2 separate regions of the Mus musculus genome follow, and region 1 is linked to region 2. A link is a loop called in an ENCODE intact Hi-C map of the cell type or tissue named here. Cell type or tissue: left cerebral cortex. All regions are shown on one strand. Each heading gives the region's core, and the rest is flanking DNA. Links, peaks and the distances in the headings are about the cores only.

The links. Peaks named below come from ENCODE experiments on the same cell type or tissue, not always from the same donor. Only the 100,000 strongest peaks of a DNase experiment are listed, where the experiment ranks them.
Region 1: a loop joins it to region 2, with 5 times the contacts of the local background. A loop is called at or near these places in 1 of 42 quality-filtered maps.

Annotation. Positions count from the first base shown.
Region 1 is chr2:102,629,379-102,637,918 of GRCm38, reverse strand. It overlaps Pamr1 (peptidase domain containing associated with muscle regeneration 1), which reads right to left. Exons shown (of 11, transcript NM_173749.4): 7 at 3,379-3,591; 8 at 1,679-1,745. Among named protein-coding and RNA genes, the nearest start is that of Slc1a2, 25 kb to the left of the region's middle. In left cerebral cortex, for the core only: no CTCF peak of the experiment used is centred there; DNase peaks (open chromatin) are centred at 2,183, 2,986, 3,691 and 5,369; H3K27ac peaks cover 3,921 bases.
Region 2 is chr2:102,701,430-102,705,429 of GRCm38, reverse strand. The region is part of intron 1 of Slc1a2 (solute carrier family 1 (glial high affinity glutamate transporter), member 2); the gene reads right to left. Among named protein-coding and RNA genes, the nearest start is that of Gm13872, 43 kb to the left of the region's middle. In left cerebral cortex, for the core only: no CTCF peak of the experiment used is centred there; DNase peaks (open chromatin) are centred at 475 and 1,698; H3K27ac peaks cover 3,247 bases.

The DNA.
Region 1 (8,540 bases), core at 2,061-6,060, 70 kb after region 2:
CTAAAACTGCTACAACAGTAGGAATCGCTATTGTCTCTTTGTTTAGCTCAGGATTCCTGCGCAGGTGACAACACTTAAACAGGGAGAGCATTGCACTTAGTGGCTAGCCCACTCCAGGGAAGCCACCAAGGCAGAGAGGAGACAGAGTCTGTGTTCTACTGCCATTGTTCCCAAGGGAGAAAGGCAAATGTGGATGAGAACCTGAGCAGGGGTGAGTGTGGTTAGCGACCTTCACTGAAGGACAATCCAAGTCAGTTCTGCTTTAGACTTGACATCTTGTTCTGGAAATCACTTAACTCCTTAGAACCTCAGTTTCCACATATGCAAGGATATGTTAATAAGATGCAAATAATAATAAAAATACCCAGCTTCTATGGTTACGGTGAGAACTAAGTAAACTAATCTATGTAAAGTGACAGGAGCAACAGCTGGCACACAGCCTCAGTGTCATCTGTCAGTATGGTTTTGATCCTTACAGCAGTCCTAGGGGAACCATTATTAATTACCCCTGTTTTTCAAAAAAGAAGATGAAGGCCCATTTAACTTCAGGAAATTGTTTAAACATAACTAGGATTAAAGAGAGGCAGAAGCAGGCTTTTAGTCCTTGACTGTTAATACAGTTTACTCATTCAAGAACTATTTACTGAATGGTGTCTATGTGGCAGACATGGTGGCAGAGAAAAGAGAGGAGGAGGGGGGAGGAGGAGGGGGAGGAGGAGGAGAGGGAGGAGGAGGATGAGGAAGAGGAGGAGGAAGAGGAGGAGGAGGAAGAGGAGGAGAAGACAGGGATGACAAAATGAAATCAGAATCATGGTGAAGGCCATAGAATACCAGGTAATGGAAACAGCCTGATGTGGTTTCAGGACACATGTGATGTTACTAGTTTTATTTCAAATGATAGCTGGGGGCTGGGGGGGGGCTGAAGATGTAGTAGTAGAGTATTTATCTAGCATAAAAGAACAGTCAGAGATGATCTCTCTGCTAGGTGAAAAAGCAGAGAACTGAAGGTTGGCAGAGGGGTAAGCCCCTGTGAGATCCAGTAGAAACAGTTGCCAGACTGAAGGAGCCACAGGGTTAACTTTTCTCAAACAGAATTATGCTTGGTCTGGGTAGAAGGAAACCTAAGAGATCTGCGCACCCGCAGTGAAGTGGCCTCCTTTCTCACTATCAGGTAGGCCTTAGCTTTCCTCCCGAGAAGAACACCGAGTATACGCAGGAGTTCATGTCTCTCTTATTAATCCTTTATCTCTAGCTCCTGATCTCCATCAGACTGCCCCATCTGATTGGTCAGCATCAAGACCATCTTCCGAAACCCTAGCTGGCTGCATGATTTAGCAGGATTGTCATCTCCTAGAAGCTGCCATAATAAAGAAGCAGCCATTTCAGGAAGACTAAAGTATTAGAATCCAACTCCTCAAAGATCATTGGGGAAGCCTTGCTTCTTCTCACCAACCATCTGCTTTCCCACGATCCAATAAAACTTGTACTTCTTCCAATAGTAGCTTCCTCTTAGCCAAAAGCAGCTGGCTAATGAGCCTCCATCTAACAAGCCCCATTCTTTCATGACCAGTTAGCACTAAATGTCCCTTAGAAATGCCAGGCTCTCTTTGGCCAAATGCAAGTGGAGAAGGGAAATAGCCATTCGCCTTGAAAAAGGAGTTCAGGTGCTTGGCCTCACCTTGACTGAACCTGCATCGAAAGGACTCTCCTTCTCACCAGGTCTGAGATCTTCGGTTCCCGGCAGGCTAGAAACAGATAAGCCAAGCTGTGTGATGCTTTTCCGACCTTACTGGTCACATCACGACACCCAGAATAACACCTGACTCCCACCCTTCCAGACACCATGCAATCATTCACAGGTCTCTGGGGCTGCATGGGTTAGAAAAGCTTCAACAGCGTACTTAGCAAGATGGCAGCTGCTTTTCCCCTGGGAGCTGCTACTATAGAACTCAGCTGTCTCCTCTGAAAAACTGTTCTTCTGAGGAGACTTGGGACAGTGGCAGTTAATAGATTAGGGCCATCTGTTCATGGGAATGGTGTCAGCAAACTAGATCATAGTGGAATAAAACTCAAAGTGAAGGCTCCAAAATAGAGCCCACAGAGGGAATTAGGGAGTCCTTGTTTCAAACCAGACGGCAGTGCCAATTATAAATAAGTCTTGAGTAACCAGTCATTCCTTGTCCTGTCTCTGCAATGAAGGTCCCTAGCAGTCACCAGAGGACAACTCAGAGCCCAGTTTCAATTCACTGAAATCTTTCTTTTTTTCTTCCAGGGAAAACGAATCCTTCCCATCTCTCTTTCCCAATCTAGCAGCCAACATTTGTCTAATTAGCAACTTAGAGTACTTTGGTTGTATTAATTTGTAAGAGGAAAGTTGACAAAAAACCCTCCAAGGACATATGCAACACCGTTCCCATACTTAATGAAATAAAACCTCAGGCCTTGTGCTGGGAGGAGGAAAGTAGCTTCTGGCAAAAGTCTAAAGTGATTTCTCCCTTTCACATTGATCCTTTTTTCTCTTTCATTCCTTTCCCCGTGGTTCAGGTTGTTGACAAACACCCAGCAGAGAGGGTGATGGGTAGGGGCAATGGTCTTGACAATCTAGGACATGAGCACACACTTCTTCTCAGTAAAGAAGGCATCTATCTGAAACAATCAATGAATAAAGTCAGGGCAAAGCTGCATCACCACTGTGGAGGGCTCCATCTCCCGACACAACAGTCTAGGGGTTTCTGCTTCCAACCTATATTTTAAATGTCACTTCCTAGATGGCTTGCCTTGAGCTTCCCATAGACAGATGCTTCCACTTTAGTCTATACCCACTTTTTTTCTCCTGTCTTTCATCTGAAATATTATCTCAGCTCCTCCTAGCATCCTTAAATCCCTCCTGACTGCAACCAACCCTACCCACATCACACTATCACCTCTATTTTGGGAATGCTGCAACCTCTGTTTTCCAAACTACTTATTCATCTGTTTGAAGGTTTGCTGTGTTTGGCTTTATCCATCTACATCTGTAGTGTCCCCTCTATGTAGGTGACCAGGGACATATGCTTATTGGCTCTTTTATTACATATATTACAAAAACAGATGTGCAAAGGCTTACAACTTCTGTCCTTGGATTTCCATATCTAAAACACAGCCTTAGCATCTTCCCCAAACTGCTCTTCTCCATCATCTTAGGTAAGATCAGAGTGAAGACTTCTTGGGACCCAGGAAACAAGACACAATGTTTTTAAATGATTGTCTCCAAGGTAGGAATTACATATGGTTTAAGGATGAGCCTACAAGAAAACAGTATTCCATGGACTTAAGGCAGGCACTGGACCTGTCAAAGAGTATGTACATCTGTAGAATCCAGAAATGTCCGTGAGTTACCTTTCATGCAGACAGGTTGCTTTCCTGACCACTCTCCATTCTGCTGGCAAGTTCGTTTCTCATTGCCACTCAGAACGTATGAGCCGTTACAAAAGAAAGACACAACCGTGCCAATTTTTACATGGCGCTCATTGAGAAGTCCAGGACCTTCTGTGATTTTCTTGTACCCATTGACTGGCCCCCCAAGGTCTGAGCAGTTTCTTTCTTCAAGTACTAGAAGTGAAAGAATAAGGGGTGAAAAAGAACTGTTAAAAGTCTGAGTCATCCAGTTTTAGAATAGATTCTTTTCACATTTCGTTGAATTAAAAATACATTGACAGAGAGCCTGCTAACAGCAGTGCTTGGAAGAGAATCCCAGAGAAAATTCATTGTGGAGAAGCATGTGGTAGGCATGTCATATGCTTGTTTCATGACTTATTCTTAAATGAAGAAATCATTCATTGGAAATACAAATAAGTTTGACACTAAATCTGGGTCCTGGATGACATTTGTTTCTTTCTTTCCCAAACTGCAGAAGTTGGGCAAGCCTGGACAAATGTAAATAAGCCACCTAGATTTCTCAATTAGTATATACTGGTTATTATTTTTTGATGGTGAAGTGTTATGTGTTTCATTTCCTAACACCTATGCAATTAACCCACACTCTACATTTTCCTGTTTAGAGTGTGTACTCAGAAAGTAGAATTGATTTGAATCAAGAACATATATGTAAAATGGATTTAAACTTTAGATTTCAACTCCAGAAAGAAAACAGTATGCTGAAACATTTAGTTTAAGAAACAACCAACCAAACAACAACAAAACAATCAGGGTACAGGGTACCAGGTAGTGCTGGAGAGATAACTCAGGAATTGAGAGCACTCTGGCTGTTCTCCCAGGGGACTGGGGTTCCCGGCATCCACATAGTAGTTCCCAACTGTCTATAACCTCTGTTCCAGGAGGATCTAACGCCCTCTTCTGGCCCTCGGGAATCAGGCAAGTAAGTGGTTCACAGACATAGATGCTGTCAAAACACCATACACACAAAATAAAATCAAACAAAACAACACTATATAATTGTAGATTTAACAGCCTTCCCCAATCTCCAAAAAAAAGCTTTTATCTGCTCATTTAACATTCATAACAAAGAAATGTCTATTCTTTCATTCCTACAGGACAGAGACAACGTTGAAATGGCATCAGAAGCTATCCAGAACATTTTAGCTATGGCCTGGATAAGTAACATAATTGTGTGAAACAGATTATGACACCGTAATGAATATAACAAGCCTAGGAAAAGACAGAGAAACTCGTGAAAAATCGAGCCTTTTATTACTGAATTTGGGACCAATGGCTCTATTAGTTTCCCTTGTTTCTTTCTCTTTTAATATTTATTTATGTGTATGTACATTTTGTTTGCATATATGTGTGTGCTACGTGTGTGCTTTGTGCTTACAAAGGTCAGAAGAAGGGAATCAAATTCCTTGAACTAAATTGTTGAGAGCCACCCATAGAACCTTGGTTCTCTACAATATCAGCAAGTGAACCATCTCTCCAGCACTTATCCCTGATTTCTTTCCTGTCATTTCTTCCAAGGCACAGGCTCACTCTCTGGAACAGTCCCCAAATAAAGCAATCGCACATTCAACAGGCCTTGTTTCCGATAACTGCCCCAATCACCTTTCCAGCAACTTATTTACTTGCTCTCAGACCAGAAGAGAATTTCTATTTGGATAATACCTCTAAATTATCCAAAATCAAAAATGAATAAATATTGTTTCTATATGCCACTTGAGAAGACTTCTAGAACCATCCAAATGAGTGGCTTGACTTTTCTTGAAAACTATCGACGGGCCATATGGTAATAGATCAGTCATAGTCTGTGTGCCTTGGGGTTATGTAATACAATCAACTCCTCTTGTGAGCAAACCCTAAGCTCCTATTTTAAGTGTAAGGAAAGGGACCTCACTGAGCAAGCTGTTCAAAAATCTTGAGATGCCAGAACAAGGAAGTGCAGTTTTAACATCTCAAGTGGACTCAGAAAACCCCAGTGCTGTGTTTTGGGAATGACACCGGTGTGGGAGAAACAGCAGAGGAAGCAGCACGTGAAGCTACCTTCACCCAGTACTGATGCTTCAGTTCTGAACACACAGCCAAAAGTCCACTGCTGGGGCCTGGGGACTATAATGAAAGGCAGAGTATCCCACATACATGTTTAAAACTGTGAAATTAGTCATAACATTAAAAACTGGGAGAGCTAAAGTCGAGTTACTGGCCTTTCAAATGATTCAGGACTGAAATGCTTAGATCTATGCTTCCATATAATAACAATCGATTGGAGCCCAGAGTTGATAAGCACTGCTTTGCCTACATGGGACAGTTAGTTCTTCACTTAGCCATGGCCCCTCCCAACTAGACTGCCTAGCTGTGGCTTTTACCTAAATCTGTGCCCAATTAGTCAATGTAAGAGCTGAAGTTGGAGTATTTATAAGTGTTGTTCTTCATCTATTTTGAGCTTTGTTTATGGCCAAGAGAGACAGGAGGGATTTAATGCTAGTCCCGAAATACAGAGAATTAAAAATCTCAACTGTAGTCACATCAGCTTCAGCAAAAGGTAAAAAAATCCTTTCTGCTGATGGTTTGGATAGGTAAGCCTGAGAGCTTGTCCTCTTTCCTTGGAGAAGGCACTTTCACGGTATAATAGATCCTCACATCCTCATTTTTCATGGGATGGGCCCTCAGGGTGTGTACATCTGCTACATTTGCTGTGGGTTTGAACACTGAACTTTTAGAGAAAATAAAGATTTATAATTTTGAAGTCATTTGTGTCTCTCACTGGGAAAGTTTTAAAATAAGAATGAAAGAGAAGCTGATTTGGAATATATCACCAACTCTACCCAGGATTCGAGGATATGGCTCTATTACCACAATTCTTCAGTGTATATGTCTTACCAAATGACATATGTCAAATCAGATCATATGTAAAATTTTCATATAGCACATCTTATTTCTGAACTAAGAAAATCCACAGGTGCCTGAGCAGCTGAAACTTGGTGAGACCTTAGGATGGAAAATTCTGAGAACACTTAGTGGACTTAAGTCATTCTATCTATAATGTCACCAGGATGAAGCTAAGCATACTTCTAAGTGATGATTCAATGGAGTGAATGCCTGTGTCTCCCTCAAAAACCTTCTGTAGAAATCCTAACTACTCCCATAGTATAGCATTCAAAGGTAGAATGCTTGGGAAGTAATTAGATCATGAGGATAGAACCCTTATGAGTGATATTACTGACTCTGTGAAATGGAACCCAGAGAGTTTTCTCCCCTGCCTTCCTTCATGTAAAGGGACAGCAAGATTGCAACACCTATAAATTAAGAAGTAGGTCTTCGCTAGACGTTAGTCAAGTCATGTAATGCTAGTGTCTTCATCTTGGACTTCCTAGCCTCTATGACTATGAGAAATAAACATTAATCATTCAGTGTATGTCATTCCATTGTAGCAGGCACAACTGACCAAGAGGGAAGGCAAGACCATGTAACTGAAAATCAAAAGAAACACAGACCAAAGAAGGAGAGTCATAAAGCTCTAGGTAATGTTGTTTTCTGATACCACTTTAAAACATATCTATGCCAAATATCCTCAAGGAAACCAAGGACAAGATGGATAACTTTAGCAGAAAACTATAAGCCTTAAAATATAACCACAGGAAAAGTCTAAAATGGAAAAGTACAACGATGAAATAAAAAATTCAGTGGATAATTTAATAGGAAATCCAATGAGGCTGACGAGTACTAATAAGCTGAAAGAATACTTACAAGAATCATAAGGAAGCTTAAATGGTCAAAAAGATGAAAATGGATAGGAAAATAAATGTGTATAGGAAAATAAATAAATATGTATGTAAATTTATGTCCCTGCATGAGAGGAAAGGGAGACTGGAACAGAAGCAATGATGGGCTTCCAAACTCAAGTAGACCCAGACTTCTGGGGTACCGCATGCAGTGTTTCTACTTTCATAGTTTTAATCCTGCATACTGAAACCTTAAATTTTCACCCCTATATCAAACATCACCTGGACATTGTCTCTTCTCTCCCATTCCCTGTATTTTCCAAAGCTGAACACCTGCTTATGATGCTTTTGAAGAGAAAAGACTTAGTCTCTCCACTGTTGTTTCTCCTCGTTTAGACATCCCCCGGTAGGTATACAGACCATTGCATCTCATCACAGGTCCTTCCCACAGGCTTCAAAGCAATCTCCAATCCTCTGTGTGCTCTCTTTTTAGAAACCTTTGTATTTCCGCAATTGGACAGATTCATGAGTCTTTTCTGTTTGATTTTTTTTTCAAGGGCTTCATGTCTCATTTCACCTCAGAGGTGCAGATATTTCAGACAAAGCCAATAGAGAATTTAAAATATCTCTATCTCTGGCATAAAAGAGCTAGAAGCCCTGCTTTGCTAAGTAGAATATCCCATGATTAATAATAAATGGCACATTGCCTTGTTCCTCTTGATACCCAGCCTAAGGACAGAAACACATTAAATTGAGCATGTCCTTATATGCTAATTCATGAACAAAACTGTCACCAGAGGGGCACTTCTCTGGAATATTGTTTCAGATGAACATTTAAAGACCGTCTATATTCTTAGTCCCTACCTCCCCCAAGAGCACTGTATGATGTGGTTTGTTATGATGCCATTTCACAGGCACACATGTTACAGCTTTGTAAGTACTCTCACATTGAATTCTACAGGAGCCCCCACAGGCTTCTTGTATCCCTGTAGCAACACAAGGGACCTGCCTTGTACTTCTCCAGATGTGTCTTGCTGCCTACAGCTGGCACCTGCATCCTTCAGCGGACTGTCCTTAAGTATGAGAACTAGCTTGTCCAACTGAAGAGAGCTGAAAATGATCGTGATTTTTGTCTCATCCTTTAATCCAACCAAAGGTTGCCAATGCGATGGGTATATCCCTTGAACTTTAATTTTCTCTTTCCAGATCCCTGTGGGATCAGGATTTGAAAACGCTCTTGACTGAGTTCTTCCCCTTCTGTTCCCTTACTGGCTGCTCCTGGGAATGCATCCTTTAACAAAAACTGAATCACAAAAGCTGATCCAGGAGAAACTATCCCAGCATTGCTGTTTTCTTAGCCCCTGGTACCAGGGCCTCTCATGCCTTCCC
Region 2 (4,000 bases), core at 1-4,000:
AGGAAGGGCCTCCATATGGGCATTGTGGCATAATAGTGCCAATATTCATACATAACAATAGATTTAGAGAGATGGAAGGAAGGAATGTAGAGATGGAGAAAGGGGGTAAGAGAGAGGGAATAAGGGAAAAGAGAGAGAGAGAGAGAGAGAGAGAGAGAGAGAGAGAGAGAGAGAGAGAGAGAGAGAGATTCAACATCACTTCATTTAGTCAAGCAACTCCCAAGGTCACAAAGAACCTGTCTACTTTCCTTTTGTGAACACTGCATGCATCCTATGTTTAAGGAGTCCAGGGAGCATACTCACTATCATGCACGTGGGTGGCTCCTGAGCAATGCTCACACAGCTGTGGCAGGCACTCCAAACTGGGTGTTGGTTTCAGGTTCAAAGAGGAGCAACTGCAGTGAGCTACACAGTTGGATGTTGTCTTATGCTGTAGAAGCTATGGAAAGGCTTTTGTCAGAAGGTGGTGGGAGTCTGTCCACCTGCCACATAGAATCATCTGCCTGGTGACCATCTGTGTGAATCATCTGTGTGGTGTGAAGAGCAGAGCCTCTATTTTCATCTAGGGATACCCAAACTGGGGCTATCTGCCCCAGAATATGGAAACCATGAACATTTCACAGATGAATTGATGTGACTGTGCAGAGTTCCTTAAGTTTTAGATCTCCCAACTAGTCCTCTTAATGTGTGGCTGTTTCATAGAGTATGTCTAGCCTCACTGTGGGCCACTTCCGTCCCAATCCAAAATTTCACAGGCATTATTGCATCTGAGAAAGACATGTACCTAGCTTGGTCCTAATCACAGCTATAAATGGACATAGCTGGATAATCTGAATTAGTGCACATGATGACATCTGCCGGAGCACAGCCCAAGACACATTCAGTTCTCCTTCTGACAATTACGACCTGCATGACCTTAGGCAAATTGTTTTAACCACACTGAATCCCAAACACATCATTCACACAAGGAGAATTTCTGACAGTAATAACAATGCATGGGACTGTGGTAAAAATGTAATCAGTTGTCAGGTGCAGAAAAGCCTGGAAGAGAACATGGGCTACAGTGTGACTATTATCACCATCATTGGCATTTATCTGATCGTTTCATAAATACTTCTTGGGCAAGAATATTGCCATTCCTTTCTGAGCCCTTAATTCCCTCAGAGGCCATTTTGCTGCTGCAGATTGATATTGGAATCACAGCAGAGGCACGATGGACTGGATTTCCTGCACCCAGCTTCCTAGTAGCTTGACTACATCCACATCTAGTCACAGACTCTAGGTTCTCTTTAGCTGACATTTATCACTTTGGACCACTGACGCTAGCTGGCTGTCATGGAAGGCTTTCCATGTGCTAGCCACATCGGAAATACTTCCCAGGTATCTGACTTCTTTAAATCTTCCCACCCCTGTAAGTGGGTACTGCTATAGTCCCATTCATAGAAAAAGAGAAGGAAAATGTCCAGAGAGGCTGGGTAACATTCCTCAGTTTGAACAGTAGGCCAATGGTGAGCTGTCCTACATGATCTCTTATTGGGAAGGAGTGCTGCCTCCCTACAGAAGGGTACAGGTGGGGCATGAGTAAGGAGAAAGGATGGAACATGGTGGAGGTGGGAGTAGGGTAGACTAGGAATGGAAAGAAAGCCATCTTCTGGGAATGTGCAGAGGAGACAGCTGGTTAATGGATTAGTCAGGCATCGCCCAGGCAGAAAATTCAGATTCCACCCTGTAAGACAGACTCGCCCTGCTCCCCATCATGCAGGCTTGAGTAGGTGGCAGCCAGCAGCAGGCAGCCAGCAGCCAGAAGCCTGATTATGAGAAAGGAAGGGACTGTGGACAGGAAACACCTGGAACACGTTGATGAGAGTGACCCACTCACAATCAAGGGGGCTATACTTTCTAATATGCATAGTTTGTCAGAGATACTCTTGAGATTGGGAGACAGATGAGGGATTCCCCCAAGTGATGGAATTCTAGGATACAGGTTGCTCAGGAATGCTGCTAACTAATCTGGTCATCTGGGAATGATGGACAAGACTGACCCTGAAAGAAGGTGCTTTATAGGAACTTCTTACAATGCACAGAAAGAAAGTGACTTGCTGCCAACATGCTTTTTTGGTAGGGTTTCAAGCCAGGGTTGGAGCTAAAGTAGGGAGAAAACCTGCATACTGTTGAACAAATGCCCCCACCTGTCATTTTCTTATCCCTTCTCATCACAAGCTACACAAAGGCCCATGCTCATCTGGAAAATGCCCCATCGCCTTCAAGATCTACAGATGTTATTATCTCTAGAGTCTCCCCTGGACATCCCGCCCTTAAGATAGCTGATATTCCCATTCTCAAAGAATTTCTGTTTCACTGTGAAGTTATCTGAACAGACTCGAGCACCTCTGGGTGGCTACCACTGTAGCTCCTATATCAATTGTCTTGTTTCTCCTATTAAGCCATGACATCTTTCAGCAGGCAACTCCTTGAGAAATAGCAGTGTGCAGCACTGGTTTGTTAGAGGGTAAATTTTCCACCTAGGGGCAATTGGCAATATCTGATCATTTTAGTCATTGTAGAAGGAAGGATTCAGAAGTAGCTTTGTGCAGGTGAGGGAGGGATCCTGCAAAGCATAGATGAACCCCACCCCTGTATCTACATGTCCACTTTCTACCACTAAAGATTTCCCAGCATTTAATACCTCAGAGTTCATACTTCCTGCAGAAACTGTGCCTTCATTTTCAATGTTTTCTATTTCTTCATAGAAAGACAGCACACATCCCCAAAACATGTGTTGCCAATGAAATGTCCACAATCTCATGCCCTCATATCTCATGCCATATCACTCCAGTGACATCAGGCAAGCAGCCACCTGCTAGTGTCTCTGACTTTACCTACAGCCCATCAGAAATGAGAAGGTCAGTCTGCCTGTGTTCACACAGCCTGGAGCTCTGGGGAGCTGACCTCTACGAAGCAGCGATGATCAACAAGCTTAAAAGGGTCAACACATTAGCCTGGGGTGGTCTGGAGCTCCATGACCCATCTGCCCCAGCTACTGATCCTTCCTTGGCTCACTTTCCACTTCGATACTAGCATTTCCTGCAAATGATATAAATGAACTCAGACTCTTGTCTTAGAACCTTCCCCTGAGAACTTGAATAAGTACAGAGTAGAAGTCACACCTGTCACCTTCCAAGCAGAAGCATGAAGAGCTTTCCCATGGTCCTGTCATCGCTCTTTGTCCCTTTGCTATAAGATGCACCTTTGCTTCTTGGTATGGAGCTCATACTGAGAAAACTCAGTCAAACCCTGAAGTCCACGCTTTAGTTGTTGGGAGCCTCTGAAATTAAGGACTGTTTGCTCCTGAAGCACGGCCTGGTGAAAGCTGACTGAACTGATTCGGGACTTCTTCCTCTTCCAGAACGTTTCTAGCTGACTGTTACAGTAGACCTGGGCTGCTTACCTTCCTAGTGATACTCTTTCCAGGGAAAATTGCACCACACAATCATGTTACATACTGGAGCTTGGAGACAATCATCTCTGCCTTTCCCTTTGTGGAGTCTCTCTGCAATTCATGGTGTTCCGTCTAATGGTGGTACATTGGGGAAATGTCTGCAAACTTTGAGTTACTGAGTTCTACCATGACTCAGTTCATACTTCAGGGATTGCCACAGAGTCCAGTTGCTGCTATGGGAAGAGACTCACCATGCTGGGGGTAGGGTGGGAAGTAGCAAAAGAAGCCACCCAGAAGCTGCCCTGAGCATAGCCATTATGGGGAAGGCCCTGCTTCCTCACAGTTCTGATGCACGCTCTGACCCCAGAGCCTATCCTGCATGACTCACTTTTTATGGTTCAATGAAGACAGAAATGAATGTCTTTCTCATCCTCCCATTTTAGCCATCAGCTCTCAGAACAAGCTTGGTTAACACCCATAGTTTCGGTGCAAAGATTAGTGTTATCCAGCCCACAAAAGGCTTGCTTCACTTCTTAACAAACTAGAAGCGAGAATGGCATT